Regions from separate parts of the Mus musculus genome. Here region 1 is linked to region 2. The links are chromatin loops, found by intact Hi-C in ENCODE. Cell type or tissue: heart. All regions are shown on one strand.

The links. Peaks named below come from ENCODE experiments on the same cell type or tissue, not always from the same donor. Only the 100,000 strongest peaks of a DNase experiment are listed, where the experiment ranks them.
Region 1: it touches region 2 in a loop (3-fold over the local background); 3 of 42 quality-filtered maps call a loop at or near these places.

The regions. Positions count from the first base shown.
Region 1 is chr10:8,863,210-8,871,209 of GRCm38, forward strand. All of the region lies in intron 1 of Sash1 (SAM and SH3 domain containing 1), which reads right to left. Among named protein-coding and RNA genes, the nearest start is that of Sash1, 19 kb to the right of the region's middle. In heart, no CTCF peak of the experiment used is centred here; DNase peaks (open chromatin) are centred at 3,162 and 7,372; H3K27ac peaks cover 1,531 bases.
Region 2 is chr10:8,802,154-8,810,153 of GRCm38, forward strand. The region is part of intron 4 of Sash1 (SAM and SH3 domain containing 1); the gene reads right to left. Among named protein-coding and RNA genes, the nearest start is that of Gm25410, 18 kb to the right of the region's middle. In heart, no CTCF peak of the experiment used is centred here; DNase peaks (open chromatin) are centred at 2,338 and 3,428; H3K27ac peaks cover 786 bases.

The DNA of each region.
Region 1 (8,000 bases), 61 kb after region 2:
TCAGCCGATCCATCAGTAAGCACTGTGCCAGGCTGGGCCTGGGGGCAAATGAATAGTAACTCTTTATATGTTGCTTTATGTTTTAACTTTTCCTTTAAGTAACAAACCTACTTTGCATCCCTCAGACATAAAAGTAGCTTGCATGTTTTAATTTCTTCAACTCCCATGTCTTCATTATAATTTAAAATGCCAGTATTAACTCTGCCAGTGCCTGCATTAGTAAATCTCACCAACCTCTTTGTACGGTTTCAAAAGAAACAAATGGAATACAGTTCAAGGTGTTAATTACACACGCTTAATAAAAACAAGCCCCCGAGACTGTCAGCTCCAACACCCGAGCACTTTTATGTGTGTTACTTTATTAGTTTTATACATGTGAGAAAGTCAAACACAGTAAGCATAATATTGCAAAATAGCTTCTACCAAAGGGAAATTATTCCACTCCATAGCCAAGCCTACGAACAGCTCTAGTCTTTAAGTCCAAGAGTCGGGGAACATAGCAGCAGCAGAGACAGGTTTCTGCATGCTGATGGAGACAGACGGAGGCGAGATGGTGTGCTCCCTTCTGCAACCACGGCTCAAACGGGGAGACAGTTATTTGTACTCTCCTAAGATGTCCATATGAACTGGGGGGGGGGGGGGGGGGGGTATTCCAGACATTCTGTGCCTTTGGGTCACAAAGTGTGCCTGTGGACTAACTGGATAATATTTTGTGTGATAACTAGAGACAAAGTTCTATGCACAACTATGAATGGGAGAAATTACTGTGTTCAAAAATATTGTGGAACAACCCCTTTTGATCTCCAATCCAGGACCACAAAAACAGGAAATAAAGACTCTCCTCCACAGCCTTTAGTGTTAACTGTGCTCTGAGGAACAGCAGGTACCTCAGTTCCCTCTGGGCCATGGGGGGCGGGGGGGGGGGGGGAGGTTGCCTGATGTCCCCTGATGCTGTCTCCCTGTGCTGCTTTGACTCTATGAATATGACAGAGGGATGTCCGGGCTCTGCAGCTACCTGCAGAGTGGCCTTGGGTGTTTGTCATGACTCTAGGTCTCAAAAGCAGGCTGGACAGATGGCTCAGCACTTAAGTTATGTATGGCTTGCCACACAGCTATAAGAACCAGATCTCAGGTCCTAGCACCACATAACAAACCAAGCATCCTAAAAGTACCGGTAACTCCCACTCTCTTCTGGCTTTTACATGCACGCGCGGGTGCGCACATACATACATACATACATACACACACACACACACACACACACACACACACACAAACACACGTGCACACACATACAATGTGCACAGACTCAGAAACACACACACACACACACACAGAAATAATGTTTTTTTTTTTCTTATGGGTTTCCCAGACAGGGTTTCTCTGTATCCCTCTGGCCGTACTGAAACTTGCTTTGTAGACCAGGTTGGCCTCGAACTCACAGAAATCCACCTGCCTCTGCCTCCAGTGTGCTGGGATTAAAGGTTTATGCACTTCCACCCCTGGCCAATAAATAAATCTTTTTTAAACAGAGATTTCCAATTTCTACTTGACTTCATTTTCTCCTGAACGTTAGTCCAACAAATAAGCATCTTTGCTTCCTGGTCCTTTTAGTGGCAGTGGAGCCCCTGCTCGGAAAGACAATGAAAGAGGGGGAAACAGACCTTGTGGGAAACTTTGTGGCTCCGTTAAGGCTGGCATTTCAACAGTACCTTCAGGACATGCAAAGGGGAGTTAGGAAGCATGAGACGAACATGCTATCTGCAGCAGTTAGTTCATATACGCATCTTTTTAGGTCATTCCTCATTTAGTAATAATTAGACTGGAATATATTTCTGAAAAGACATGAAACTCATAACTCTAAAGCAGAGAGAAAATTCAATTAGAGGAAGCCAAGATGGAGAAGCTGAAGGCTGAGAGAAAAGAGAAAGCCCAAAGGGGAGTCATTTCATCTAGCGTGTTCACAGGGGCACAATTCAAGGCCCAGAGGATCTGGGCCACTATCTCTAAACCTCTCCAGAGAGAACTGCGAGGTAACTCTCCTCTCCCCCGGATCCGAAGTCTTGCTGTCTTTGCATCTCTAGGCTGAGACTTACTTGTTCCTTGGGATGGCAATGAATTCTGCACACATTCTCTTTGTGTTTTATTTCATTTGTCAATTTTTGTTTTTTGAGACAGATCTCATATAGCTCAGGTTAGCATTGAACACTATGTAGCCAAGGCTAGACTTGAATTCCTAATCCTCCTGCCTCTGCCTCCTGGGTGCTAGGACTATGTGCTTACACCATTATCTATGACAGCTGCATTTTGTTTGTATAAATTGTTTTTCAATAAAAGCTGCACACATAGACCTAAAAGATCACTCACTTGAGTTTCCCACCTCCACCCTCTATTCAAGGAGAAAACAGTATTTGTTATTAATAGATTGCCTAATTTATAAATTTTGGGTAAGGAAGATAGTTGGATTCTAGGTTGTTGTTTTGGAGGGTAGTTTTTGTTTTTCCCTCTATTCCTCGCAGAACGTCTGAGTTTTTAGTCAATGAAAGGGAAGAACTCTCGAGGTTAGTTTAGGACTAACAGGCATCTCCCTGTCATGTGTTTTTACTTTGAAACAAGTTCTCATTGTAGTCCAGGCTATCCTTGGCCTTCCTATATTAGCAGAGGATAACCCTGAACTCTTGCTCCTCCTGTCTTCGCCCTCCTTAGGACTGCAAGTGATACCAGCACACCTGGTTAATATAGTACTGGTATCAATCCCAGGGCCTTGCAAATGCTCAGCAAGAGCCCTATAAACTAAGCAGTGCTCCCCCCGCAGCCCACCCCTCCCCCAGCTCCCACCTTATATGGTTAAATAAAAATCAGTGTGAATTACAGTATTCCTCGGCTACACTCAGCACACAGCAGAGGAAGCACATGCCTGGGTGCTCAGCCAGCCCAAACAAATTGTCACATCCTTAGATCCATCATTTCTTCCTGAGGCCAGGGCTTTCAGCTGACCCGGCAGCAGCCGTGAGTGACCCCACCCAAGGTCCTATGGGAAAAACTGGGCCTCAGATGCTGATGCAGCTCCTGCCTGAGATTTTGGCTGACTCTGGGCTACACTGCATCCTGAGAGATCTGGTGCCAGGTCCAGAACCTTGGTCTACCACACCCAAGCTCCCCAGCCCACTTGGGCAAGAGGCTGGCCTGAGAATATGCTGGCTGGGAATGGAGGGCCAAGGCACACACCCTAGCTTGGCTTAGGCCAGGGCAGGGGGCTGCATGTCATCACATCCTGATCATGGTGCCACGCCCTCCTCAGGAAGGCTTCCTCAGGAAATCCTGACTTCTCCAGAAACACAGTGGCCCCAGGCCTGAGGACAAAAACAGGAGCCTCATGGTCTGTCCTTTGTTCTGTGTCCTGCAAACCTGTCCAGCCTCTGGTTCAAGAATTTTTTGGCGCAGGACAACTAAGGAGTGGGCTGAGCTGCCATGGCTTGTAGAACCAGAATTTACAAGTCCGGAATGCACAGAGCAGCTTGCATGAAGACAACCTCTGTCGGGACTGAGGTTCTCACCAAAAGCTGATTGGTTTTGAAGAGGGAAGTTACACTAAGTGGCAAAGAGGTTAAGGATTTAGCTTAGTAGGTAGAGTGCTTACCCAGCATCACAGGGCTCTAGGTTGGATCCCCAGCACCGACTGCATAAACCAGGACAGAAATCCTATCACAGGGAAGAAGAAGGCATGTGGATCCGAAGTATATTCATCACCAGCTACACATGGAGTTGTAAGGCAGCCTGGGCAACGTTAAGACCACAGATGAACAAAGCAAAAGACATAGACCACTGCAAAGATAGGTTTTCTATTCAGTGGTCAGAATGCCCAGCATGGGCCTCTGTTTGGACTCCGTGCATCCCTTGGCATCTCTTCTAGAGTGCCTGGCACATAGAAAGACTCAATGCATAGTGTTAAATGAAGACTTCTCCTCCCGAGCCACTTTCTGGCTTTCACCTCAAAATAGGCACATGCGTCAGGACCACTACCCAGAGGTATGAAAAGGGGAGGAGAAAGAGGAGGAGTAGAAAGAAGGCTGTGTCCTGGCCAGCATCCTTCTCACACCCACCAGCCCCATCCACCTCCCTCTTTCACTCCGGTAGTCTTTTGATTCTTCCTTAGCATCAGGGGTATTAACATACGTTCTCTGCTCTGATGTCTTAATGAACCCACGTCTCATGGAGCCAGACAGAATCTGTGTGTTCCTCTCATCAGTGTAGAAAAGTGTCTCCCTCATCCAGCCCCGCTTCCTACCCATCTTCTTCACCCACCCACGTCACTAGATACAGATGCTACCAGATGTTCCAGACTGTTCCAGATGTTGTCAGACTGGAAGGCAAGCTGGCACCTGACCATCATAGCCACCACCATACCACAGACCAGTAATGGCTTGTGTGTCCTTTCAGGGGCTGTAACTAAGGCTCAAGTATCCGCTGCAGGGCAGTGGAAGCCGATTTCTGTGTTTTTACCGAAGTTTACTTTGCTTGATCTGTAAAATGGCGATGATAACAACAATCCCTACACCTCAGCACACTGGGCTGTGCTCAGGTCAGAGACAAGAGCTGTGAACGAGCACATGGCCTGCTCCCCAGCTACAATGACCTCCACCAGGAATAACTACTGAGGGAAGGCCTAGGGCATTACCTTTCTACAGCCTCATCCGTGAAAGGAATGATTTTTTTTTCCCCTAAGGAATAGTGCTGGAGTTTCAAGGGGGAAAATGGGGTTTTGGTTATGTTTTGTTTTGTTTTGCTTGTTTGAGGTAGCCTACGCTGGCCTGTTTATGAGATGCTGGGCATCAAACCCAGGGCTTCATGAGTGACAAGCAAGCATCTTGCCGCCCAAGCCACATTGCCCTGCACCCTGAAGAGATCTCTGACATACTTAATTAAGTCAGACACAATTTTAACCCATCGATACCACAGTGAACATTTAAACAAAAAGCTTCATTAAATTATCTGAAATGATGTTTTTAAGACCTGGGAACTGCATGAATGCCATTACTTACGTGTTAGTGATTAGTCAGCGTGGGAACAAACTTCCCACTGCCATAGACCGGCCACACCTTAAAAGGGTGACCATACAACTTCTGGCCACTGTACTTCCTAGGAGTAAGAGACTTATAAGAAACTAAATTCTAATTGAAAAGGCAGGAAGGGGGCTGGTGAGATGGCTCAGTGGGTTAGAGCACCCGACTGCTCTTCCGAAGGTCCAGAGTTCAAATCCCAGCAACCACATGGTGGCTCACAACCATCCGTAACGAGATCTGACTCCCTCTTCTGGTGTGTCTGAAGACAGCTACAATGTATTTACATATAATAAATAAATAAATCTTTAAAAAAAAAAAAAAAAAAGAAAAGGCAGGAAGGGGTTGGGGAATGACTGAAGGCCATCTCTACTTGATCGGATGTACTTGGACGTATCGGAAAGCAGACTGGAACAGTCATATCTGAGAGTGCCCTCCCCATGTGAAGGACGGCCGTGGTTTTCATTCTCCTCCATAGGTACACATGTAACAGACTCACTACAACACAAGCACGGGGTACTTCCTTCCCCATCCAGAGCAGGTGCTAAGTATTATCAGTGTCTTTCTTCACAATGAACTCAAGGCGACAATTCAAAGTCCTAGAGAGGCCCGCTTTTTCACAGTATGCTTGAGTCACTAAGGGACCACGCGTTATCCGTCTACCACGGTCTACGTTAGACGAAGTCCACTCTCGTGGTCAATTCCCATAACTTACAGAGTTCTGCACGCTATGAGAGATGTTCTCGCTCAGGAAAAATCAACCTGAAAGTGAAGCCACTAATACACCCAAAGGGGGTGGGGCAAAACAAGGAAATAAAAGATATTCTAAACGCCCAGAAAACCTCAGAATAGGAGTTACACAGTAGTTCCACAACCCATCAGGTTCCAGATATAAAATAGAAGGGGAGAAGTTACATAGAGGGGGACAGAGCTCAGGGCCACCACTAACTACCTGCTGAGCTCATCCTCAGGGCTAGACCCCTAATCAGACAGAAAAACCCACCATTCACCTCTCCAAGTCTAGACGGAACACAGTCAGTGAGGCTCTTCTTGCTATGTCTTGGACTCCTGCACACCCACCCAACTCTTCCTCAAGCTGCATCTTACAGCACATTTCTTTCCTCAACACCCTGTTCTCAAAACCAGTCTCCATCTTTCCACTCACGCCTCCCCTTAAGTCAGAACACCTCTTACCTGGGCCACTACTGCAGCGAGGAAGGAGCAAGACCCAGGAGGTACTGAAGGGCTGTGGAAAGAAGGCTTTCTATGAGGAGGGGACACAGGATGAAGTAGGAGAGTGACTGACGAGGATGGTAATGTGACCCCCTCCCAGCTCTGTGCAGCTCTGTCCATTTACCCAACAGGCCTCGGTGAAAATAAGAAGACAAGCATTTCATACAACAAAACCCAACAAGTGCCCAAGGCTACAGAAGACTGAACGTCAAACTCATGATGCAAATAATAAGTATCATAAAGATTACACAGGAAAAAATAAAGATTATGTGGACAGGAGAAAAGGTTAATTTTACGATGTCAGGACAAATACGTTTTAAAAAGTAAAACAGGACTGACTGGGAGAGGGGGGAGTGAGGGAATAGTCCACTACCTGCATAGGACAGTACATTCCTGAAAATCTGGCGCTCAGGAAGCTAAGGCAGGAGGATTGCTGTGTGTTCAAGGCTAGCACCAGGACAACCAGAGATACAACATGGCAAAGATCTCATGTCAAGCCTTCCACCCCCTAAAAGAAACTGTCCAGATTTGGAAGCCACAGAGCAGAGCCAATAGCTTGGAACTTGCCTGGCCTTAACACATGGAAGCACTTAATAGAGACTGTTTTATCTACCATGAAATGGTCTTCATTTGGCAAAACCAGTATCTTTATTAATAGTTTGCCAAGTTGCGAGCTGCTGGATGGTGGTGATGCCCGTGGTAGAACTTAACTTTCAACTTGACCCTGATTCTTGCAGGAAAACATTCCTCTCACCTTTATCATTTCCTAGCCCCAAAGCAAACCTAGCCCCATGGTCCAGAACTTCACTATGAGTAGACTCAGGACAGGAAATATCTGCATTTCACTGCAGTGTCTACACCCCGCTCCTTCATGTCTATGGCTCAGTTTGATTCCAAGCAACCCCTTCTTTCTGTGAGTGGACAGCCCACTGGGCAATCCTGTAGCTGCATGACTGGCAAAGGCAGGGTGGCAGCTGTGGGCCATTTCGTCTATCTTCTAGGGACCTTTTCCTCCGGAAGCATGACTCATGGGCCTCAGTCTCAACTTAAAAATTGTGCTTTTCCTCTGTAAATCCAAAGTTGGCTAATGGGAAGTGTGCTGGTCTGCATCATAGTCTACAAGGGGAAGTGATGGAGGTCTTGGCCTGAGTCACTGGGCTGGAAGTGGATGGTCATGAGCTGTAATATTCTACAAGGAGTGGAAAACGCTTAACAGGGCTGGCTACAGATGAGTCAGGAGTCTTGATTTTTCTAATTGACCATTTTTATATTACTATATGAAGACATTCCTCTGGATGCATTTAGCCTGGGTGAATAGTAGAGATTAAAATGAATTTTTAAGTGACGGGATGACCTATTTGATTTTAATTAAAATGTCCAACACAGACTCTACAGGGAATAAAAGATTTTATAAATGGTTTCCATTTTCTCCACAGCCTCCCTTCCGCTCATCCCTAATCATTAGTAATCTGGTGAGGAGCGATTTCTGAACTCCCAAAGATGGTGTCACAGGCGAGATGTCTGTCCAGTGTGCCAGACAGAAAGTGGTGCCGGGAGGGCTCCCAACACGGAGAACTTAACTAAGCCTCTGTCGCTCCTTCCCTAGTTTAGTCCTCAAGAACACCAAGGGTTAGGGGATTTCGCTCAGTAGAAGGCATACACCACCAGAATCGCATTTGCTACAATGGCTGGGTCCATCAGGATCTA
Region 2 (8,000 bases):
ACCCAGCTGGCTGCCTAGCACTCCACTGTAACACCCGGGTCTGTCTCCAGGGTTTCACAACTGCGGACTACTCCACCAGCCTGTGGGTTGTCCTTTCTACCACTTCAGCTGTTTCCCCAGGTGTGGATATGGGTGGAAGAATGGTGTCAAAGAGAGACAGACAGGATAGTACCAGCTGGGTTCTTTTCCATTCCTCCCCGCCCCCATCCTTATAACCCCCACATTTGAGTGGGATGAGAATTTCAGTCAAGAACAGAATGCTGAACAACCCAGACACAAGTAACCCGGCCACTCCTAATAGTGCCCTGTCTGTCTGGTTTCATCTAGACAAGGCTGTGATTCCCAGCTCGGAGGTACTCCTTAAAGCACTAATGACAGAATGAGCCAGTGAGTTAAAGCATTAAGCTACAAGCACGGGTTAAAAGAGGCCCGGCGAGTTTCAGATTTTCAGGCTTCCCACCACTGAGTCAGGCTGCACTGAAGCCATGGGACATCCACTTCTCACCAATAATGGTCCTTCCCACACTGTGGGCCTCCTGGGCTACCTTCTGAAGGCCCACCAAGAGCCAGATGCGAATGCAGACGTTCTCCAAGCAGCCTTGCTGGTCCTGTCTTGGGCTTGGAATTCACTTCTTCTCTGTTCTGCTGAGAAACCCTGCAGGAGTTTTCAGCTCCCTCCTTAAGAACCTGACATGGAGTAGGCTGGCACAGCTCCACTGCATCAAATCTTCTAGAATTCTCTTCCCTTCATGGATTCCGGGGTGGGCCACCGCGGCATTTTCTGGGAGGTGCAGACAGCGGAGGTGGAGGGAGCCACTTTCTCTCTGCCCTTCAAGGTCAGCACAGGCATGAAGACCAGCCGTGGCTAGCAGGTGTCACTGCTGCTCCCTTGGGATTTGGGCAGCCTGGGACAGCAACTGGTCTGTGTCGCTCATAATCCTGTTGACTTACAGACTCGAGGCATGTTGACTTGGGGTGGGGGTGGGGAAAGATACCAAAAACTCCTGCGGTCCTCTTCGAGGATGGATTTAAACATTCCCTTGGGGATGCTGACAGACGCTGTGGACGCACACCCATCCTGGCTGGCTGCAGTCTGTCTTGTTTCTCCCACTTTACATGCATACATTACAAGCTATGCCATCTGACAGTGGAGGAACTGCCTCACCCAGACTATGGAACCAGCCCCTACTAACGCATGTGGTCAAATCCCAGAAGAGCATACAGTGTGGGCATGCTGCCTCACTGAGATCCTAAGTTATACAGCCTTAAATGCCCACCCTCCAAAGTCCTCCCCGGCTCCTCTTTCCCATGATGCTTTGCACGCTGCCTATCACTGTTTGTTTCTATCTTCCTACTTCCGGGATCTCGTAGGTTTGTGCATAAGCCTGAAATGGGGGCAGTGTTTATTAAATTAAGTCTTATTAGCTGCCTAGCCCATCGAGGGTCTTTCCAAAGGATATTACTCTTTTATTCTCCAAGAAGTAAGGAAGGCCTTGCTGCCTGCAGACAAATGGGCCTGGATAGGAGGTTTTGATCTTCCTCGGCCAAGTCTCATGGTCTTAGCAATCATATAACCTTTCTGTACCTTGGTCTCCTTAACTATAAGCCCATCCAAATTATAGATTAGTTAGCAGGATTAAAAAGATATACAAAGCTGGGCAGTGGTGGCACACGCCTTTAATCCCAGCACTTGGAAGGCAGAAGCAGGCAGATTTCTGAGTTTGAGGCCAGCCTGATCTACAGAGTGAGTTCCAGGACAGCCAGGGCTACACAGTGAAACACTGCCTCGAAAAACCAAAATAATTTAAAAAAAAAAAGTGAAAAGAGATATGCAGGATGGAGGTGGGGGGTGGAGAGATGGCTCAGCAGTTAAGAGCACTTTCTGCTCTTGCAGAGGACTTGGGGCTGGCTCCCGGCACACATACAGTGGCTCACAACCATCTGTGACTCCAATTCTAGGGGATCCTATGCTCTCTTCTGACCACCACAGGCACCAGGAAAGTGTGCTGTGTACTTACACACATATAAGTAAAACACTCATGCACATAAAACAAAAATAAATAAATCTAAAAAAGGAAAGAGAGGCACATGGATCGCTTGGTAAACTCCAGTCAAGTCCCCTCTTATTCTGCCTGTAGCCTGCATATAGATGTGAACTGTTTTCCCTTCCTTCAGCACTGGCCCAATATTCTCTTCACTTCTAGGGCAGGAGGACAGACAGCAGCCACATCTATGTGTTAAACATCCTTGGCTGCAGTGCCCATCCCCCTCCAATGGCAGCACACAGCCTGCCACCTCGCAGGAAGCAACCCGGGCACGTGGCCTCCAGCTGGGGTTAGGCCAGCTGGAGCTCACTGATCAGACAGAATGAAGAGCAACAAACAGCCTTCTCGGTCAGGAACAGCTGAGGCAGGGAACATTAGTACAGCTGCTGTCCATCCCCCAGTCCCTGCATTCAGGAATGTCGAGCCCCTCAAATATGCCACGCAATGGCGTGCACACATGTGGACACAGAGAAACGCACAAACACAGACTTCAGCACGCTGAGCACATTGGGCTCCAGCAAAGTGGCTGTGATTTCTTAGCTTCTCCTCCAACTTGTGAAATTGGAAAGGAAACAAAGTCAGGTGGAATAATGAAAGTTTAAGTGGCCACTGATTGGTTCTGTGTATGGCCCCATCCATGACAGATGCCCTAAGGACTTCTGCTGGGAGCAGCACAGCCCCCTAAGGTGAGGGGACAAGCTAGGTACTATGCTGGGTATGGGCCAGCCCTTGGGAAGACCTGTTACTGTGTCCAACTAATCTATTAGGAGCTCAAAGCTTAAAAATTTCAAACCCACTGTTTCTGATCATGAGGCTAGCAGAGCTGAAGTTCAGGTATAGATTCTGCTGGGCTCTAGAGCTCATACCAACCACGGAGGCAACCCCAACATCACTGAGGTCAGCAAATGGAAGGCACTTGAAGTAAAGGAGCCTCCAGAGGCTTCTCATCCCAGCAAGGTGGACGTGTACAAGGGAAAGCCCAGACTGGTGAGCTGTCCTGGATGAATCAGAGCGGGGCGAGCCTTCCCTCAAACTCCTGGACAGGACCTTGCCCTTATGCCCTTGGCCTTCACATACATGGTAATTAGCAAAACTATTAAGGCAAAAGAACACACAGCCCATATGCTAATACATGGCTTTGGTCCAACACACTTATCTCCGGAACCTAACCTATGCTGACTACAGTACGAGGACCGAATTATGATAGCCCAGGCCGTCCTGGTTCTCTATGGTACTGTGTCCACCTCCCAAGACAGAGAGACTGCAGAGAAGCCAGCCCATCTCAAACAGGCAGGATAACTAGTTAACTTGTTCAAGGGCACAACTCATGTGACTTCCTCAGACCCAGGCCTGGAGCATGCAGGCCTGTGCCTCATGGGAATACTGGTGGCCCATCCCACCCCACATCCCTGTCACAAACAGGATGTAGAGACAGGATGCATTAGTCTCAGCTCCAGAGGACACGGCTTGACCTGGATTTCCTAGCTATCTCAGGCCCTGATTTGTTCTTTTTAGTGAATACGTTCTACTTCCAAGGATGAAGAACCTCTCCACCTGTGAACTCCCACATCCAGGAAGGTAGTGCTGAACCCTGGTCTTGTTGCAGAAAGGTCTACATGACACCAGACAACTCACCCTGTTCACAGGCGGGGGAAGCCCCAACGCCCTCCTAGAGCCACGCCCACAACCATGCCTGTAGAGAAATACTATACTACAAAGGGAATAATTTCTTACAAGTTTCTAAAAGAGTTAGATGGTAAGTTACCAAGAACCAGACACAAGGGTCTATTATTAATAGACTTAATATAATAATTGCACTATCAATATAATAAATTCTCTTTCAAAAGTACATTTTCTTTCTGTTTATATGACACATTTACAAATATATATACACACACACACACACACACATATATATATATATATATATATTAACCAAGCTGATGAAGACAAGAACACATTTGTGCACACAGAGACCCACACACAAACGGTGACAGTAGCATTCTTCCCAGAAACCAAAGGTGAAAACGATACAAATGCCTATCAGCCAGTCATGGGTAAAGCGAAGGCCATATGGGCATGCGTAGGGGAATGCGTGCATGCATACAGTGCCGCAGAAGCTGCAAACTGTTGGAAAACAGTAGGGTAAGTGACAGGAAGCCAGCTACCGACTACTGTGGTGACGTCTTTGAAACTCTGAGCATACTAGACACAGCTGAACAGCATCCTTATTGCCTGTGTGCAGTGCCAGCCATCAAACCCAAGGCCACACAAGAGTGTTCTACATTCCCTAACTGTGTCCTTTTAATGGAAGGACTGCAAGGCATACGAATTACAGCTCAATAAAGGAATTACCAAAGATGACATAAAAGCACTTCTTCAACCAAATAGCTTCTTTCAGAAGCTAAAAGAATTGAACAAGTATGGGGTTTTACGTGATGTTATGCGGTGTTTCTGCTTGAAGATGAAGACAATGAGAGGAGGCCTGAAGGGTGCAGGATGGAATCAGGAGGAGACTGTCCAGAAACAGATGGGAGGATAGTGAAAGCTGGGAGTCTCTCCACTAAGTTGTTTTTAAGATGACCTTTAGTGTTCGTTATTGCAGGCAGAAAGCATGTCATTAAGCGAGTTTCAGTTTGGGGAGACACTGATACATGCTAGGAAATGCCAACTAAGAGGGGTCTTCTGCACAAGTCATGTCATGCCTGGGAACAATCCGTTGTCACATCCTATTTCAAAGAACCCAAGTCATGGAGTGAGCTTGACGCACGTATCAAATGGGCTCTAATTCGCAGCCCCAAGAAGATCCAGAGGAGGAAGCTTTAGCTTCCTGCCAGGCCGACTCCTGTGAGGTTCAAGAACATAATCACCAGCGCCATGGGCAAGGGCATGAACTTGAGCCATATTAGACACATAATAGCAAAAGATAAGACTACAGAGTACTTACTGTGCGTTAGATAGCTTACTAAGTGAGGTAATTACTATAATTACATCCCATTTAGTCAAGGAACTGGCCCCAGGATTGCAGAGCTGGTGCCCAAATCCAAACCCCAAGTCTGGAACCAGGCAGGTCATCCCTACCCGATGGCCAAAGGGACACCAAGACTGGACCGGCATGTCTGTGTCCAGCTCTGGAACCTTAGGCAAGCAAACTGCTCTCAAAAATGGTATCTCCTTCCAAGGAGCTCATGAACCATGGAGTGACAAGAGGCGATTAAATGACTAGTATAAGAATAACTGGCTGGTGTCAAGGATGAATCCAGAAAGACCCCGCAGAGCCCGAAAGCTCATAGTTGAATTGCCGAGGACAGATGGGTCTTACTCAGGTAATGACGAGAGGTTTAAATTATATGTTTCAACATGTCATTCCTGGCTAGTGGGGTTGTGTTGGCAGGTTATGGAACCTCTGAGACAGAACTCATGGTGAGGGATAGACTTTTAGGCTTCGGTCTGACCCCCTATTCCCAGCGGGAGCCCTCTGGTTCCTGTTCAGCTACCAGGATGTGGCTGGCTGCCTCATATTTGTGCTGCCAGGGCTAGAAGCTGGCACTACCACTGTGCTCGCCACACCGAGATGGCCTGAATCCTCCGAATCCTGTGCCAAGATAAATTCCTCCTCAAACTGTTTCTGTTGGCTCTTTGGTCACAGCAACGCAAAAGTATCTCACACAGGGGAACATCCCACGGAGACGGAGAGCAAGTTCAGAGGCTAAGCACACCACACAACAAGCCCAGCCTGAGGAACCTGCCTGGGGAGCGGGTGACACAGGGCATGAGGTTACCTAGTGGGTGGAGAAGAGAATATGACACACTGGGCTCGAAGAGAAGAAGGAAGGAAGCCAAGTCAGAAGTGCAGGGTGGGTCGGGGGGAGTCAGGCACTGAGCAAGAACTCAACCAGGGGCAACTTCCCTGAAGACAGGAAGATGGAGAAGAAAGGCCAAAGGAGTACACAGCTTTCTAAGCATGGGAGAGGGGTGTGAAGGGAAGAGGGGTTAACTAGGTGGGTGATAGGAAGGTGACACATTAGGAAAAGTCCTCAGCTGCCAGACAGGGCAGGAAAGCAGTGCTGAGCTTCACACATGCGTGGACAGGCCATTCATCCATCACCAAGTATGTCTATCCCATCCACTGCTGGAGCACAGAATCTGCTCTATTGCCACCTTTGGCTCCATTTATTTATCTGCCTTTTCTATTGCCCTATATATTTGGACTTTTCCTGGCCATAAAAAGTTCAAGTGTAGTCACTGGAATGGAAAAAGGTGAAACTAAATCAGCGAATGTTCAACTCTGGGGAAAGACTTAGTAAGAAACAAGTTATAAATACTGGCCGACGGTGAAGCTTTGCGATTTATTTTAGACTTTGCCTCCGTGGAGAGATAAAGGCCGGAGGTCCAGCTTAGGTCTCAGTGAGTGTCTATCTGGCACCTGTTTCCACGAGCAGCAGACCGTAGGTTGTAACTGCGTTTTACCTAATGCAAATGAGCCGCCTGACTCCATGTCTTTACCTTTCTCATTGAGACCAAACACCTGGCAAGAAAGAAGCAGGGAGGGAGGGAAGGGTTTACTTTGGCTCAGGCTTGAAGGGATCCAGGTCATGATGGGAAAGGCAGGAAAGCAGGGACTTGAGCTGGCCAGGCCTGTATCCTCTGCCTGGAGGAGGGAGGGGTGAGTGCTGGTACCCAACTGGGTATGCAAATTGGGATCCCAGCCCCTAGAATGATGCCAACCACAATTTAAAGTATGTCTTCCCTCCTGTCAAACCTTTCCAAAACACTCTTATAGAAGCTCCGCCCCCAGGTGTTTCCATGGTGATCTACATCCAATCAAGTTGACAACTAACTGATGATTTACCATCACAGCCCCTAGCCCCTAACCTCTGGATTGGCAGAAGTAAAATAATTGTAAACAGTTTGGCATCAGAGTGCTTTGGGCACACGCTCAGCCACTTCAAATGGGACCAAATCTGGGTTCTTATACTGAGAGGCTGTGTGGCTTTGAGAAACGTAATGGCCTCCCAGTGCTTCACTTTCTGTGTCTGTAAAAGTAAGGGACAGTCATGGGCACAGCATCACAGGAAGGGGACTGGAAGTACTGGGTGTGAATGAAATGCCCAGAGCCATCCTCGGAGATAACAAACCCGAAAGCACGCATTCTTGTTCTCTTTTCCTATTTGCAGTCCATATGGAGCAACTCTATGATACCACCTCTGCACAGATAAAAGAAACAGGCCGATGACCACAGACACTGCTGGCTTCCTGGTTCCTTGGTCATTTGCAACAGAGAATCCTGGCATTACCTGAAACTGAGGCACCTGGCTCATTTTCAGATCAGTCTTATGCGCGTGTATAGAACACAAATGAAGTATTAGGTCTTGTGGAATCTCCCACCACAGGGCAATTCTCTTGCTCTTAAGAATAATACTTTGTTCAGGGCAAAAATGTGCTCGGCTCTCAAAACTTTCTTGTGATCCAGCAATGGAGTAACCCAATTCTTTTTATTTATTTTTTTTTGGGGGGGGGTATGGGTGGGGTGGAGATGGTTTGGGCTCCTGGTTTCGGAGGGTCTCAGTCCACCCCAGCGGAGTGGTAGAATTCGGGGACTCATGTCAGCTGAAGCACATCGTGAGGGTCCTCACGGGGTTCTCAGGTCCCTGCACACTCAGTCTACCCCCTGCCAACTCCAGTGCCTCAAATCCCCCCAACTTTCTGCTTTAAGCTATGAAACGTATGATTTTTTCCCCTGTAATTCTCTCTCCCTTCCGACGTGAACTTCCTATTCAGGCATCACCACACCCCAACACCCAGAAGACTGCCTGCCCATCCATGCCAAACCCGGTGCTCGGGAAAGAGCTGCTGGATGAAAAAACCAAGAGTAGAGACGGGGATGGTGTGGGAAGAGGCTTCTGGGTAACTTGTGGAAAGGCATGCCTTTGCACCCCCTCCCCTCCCCTTAGT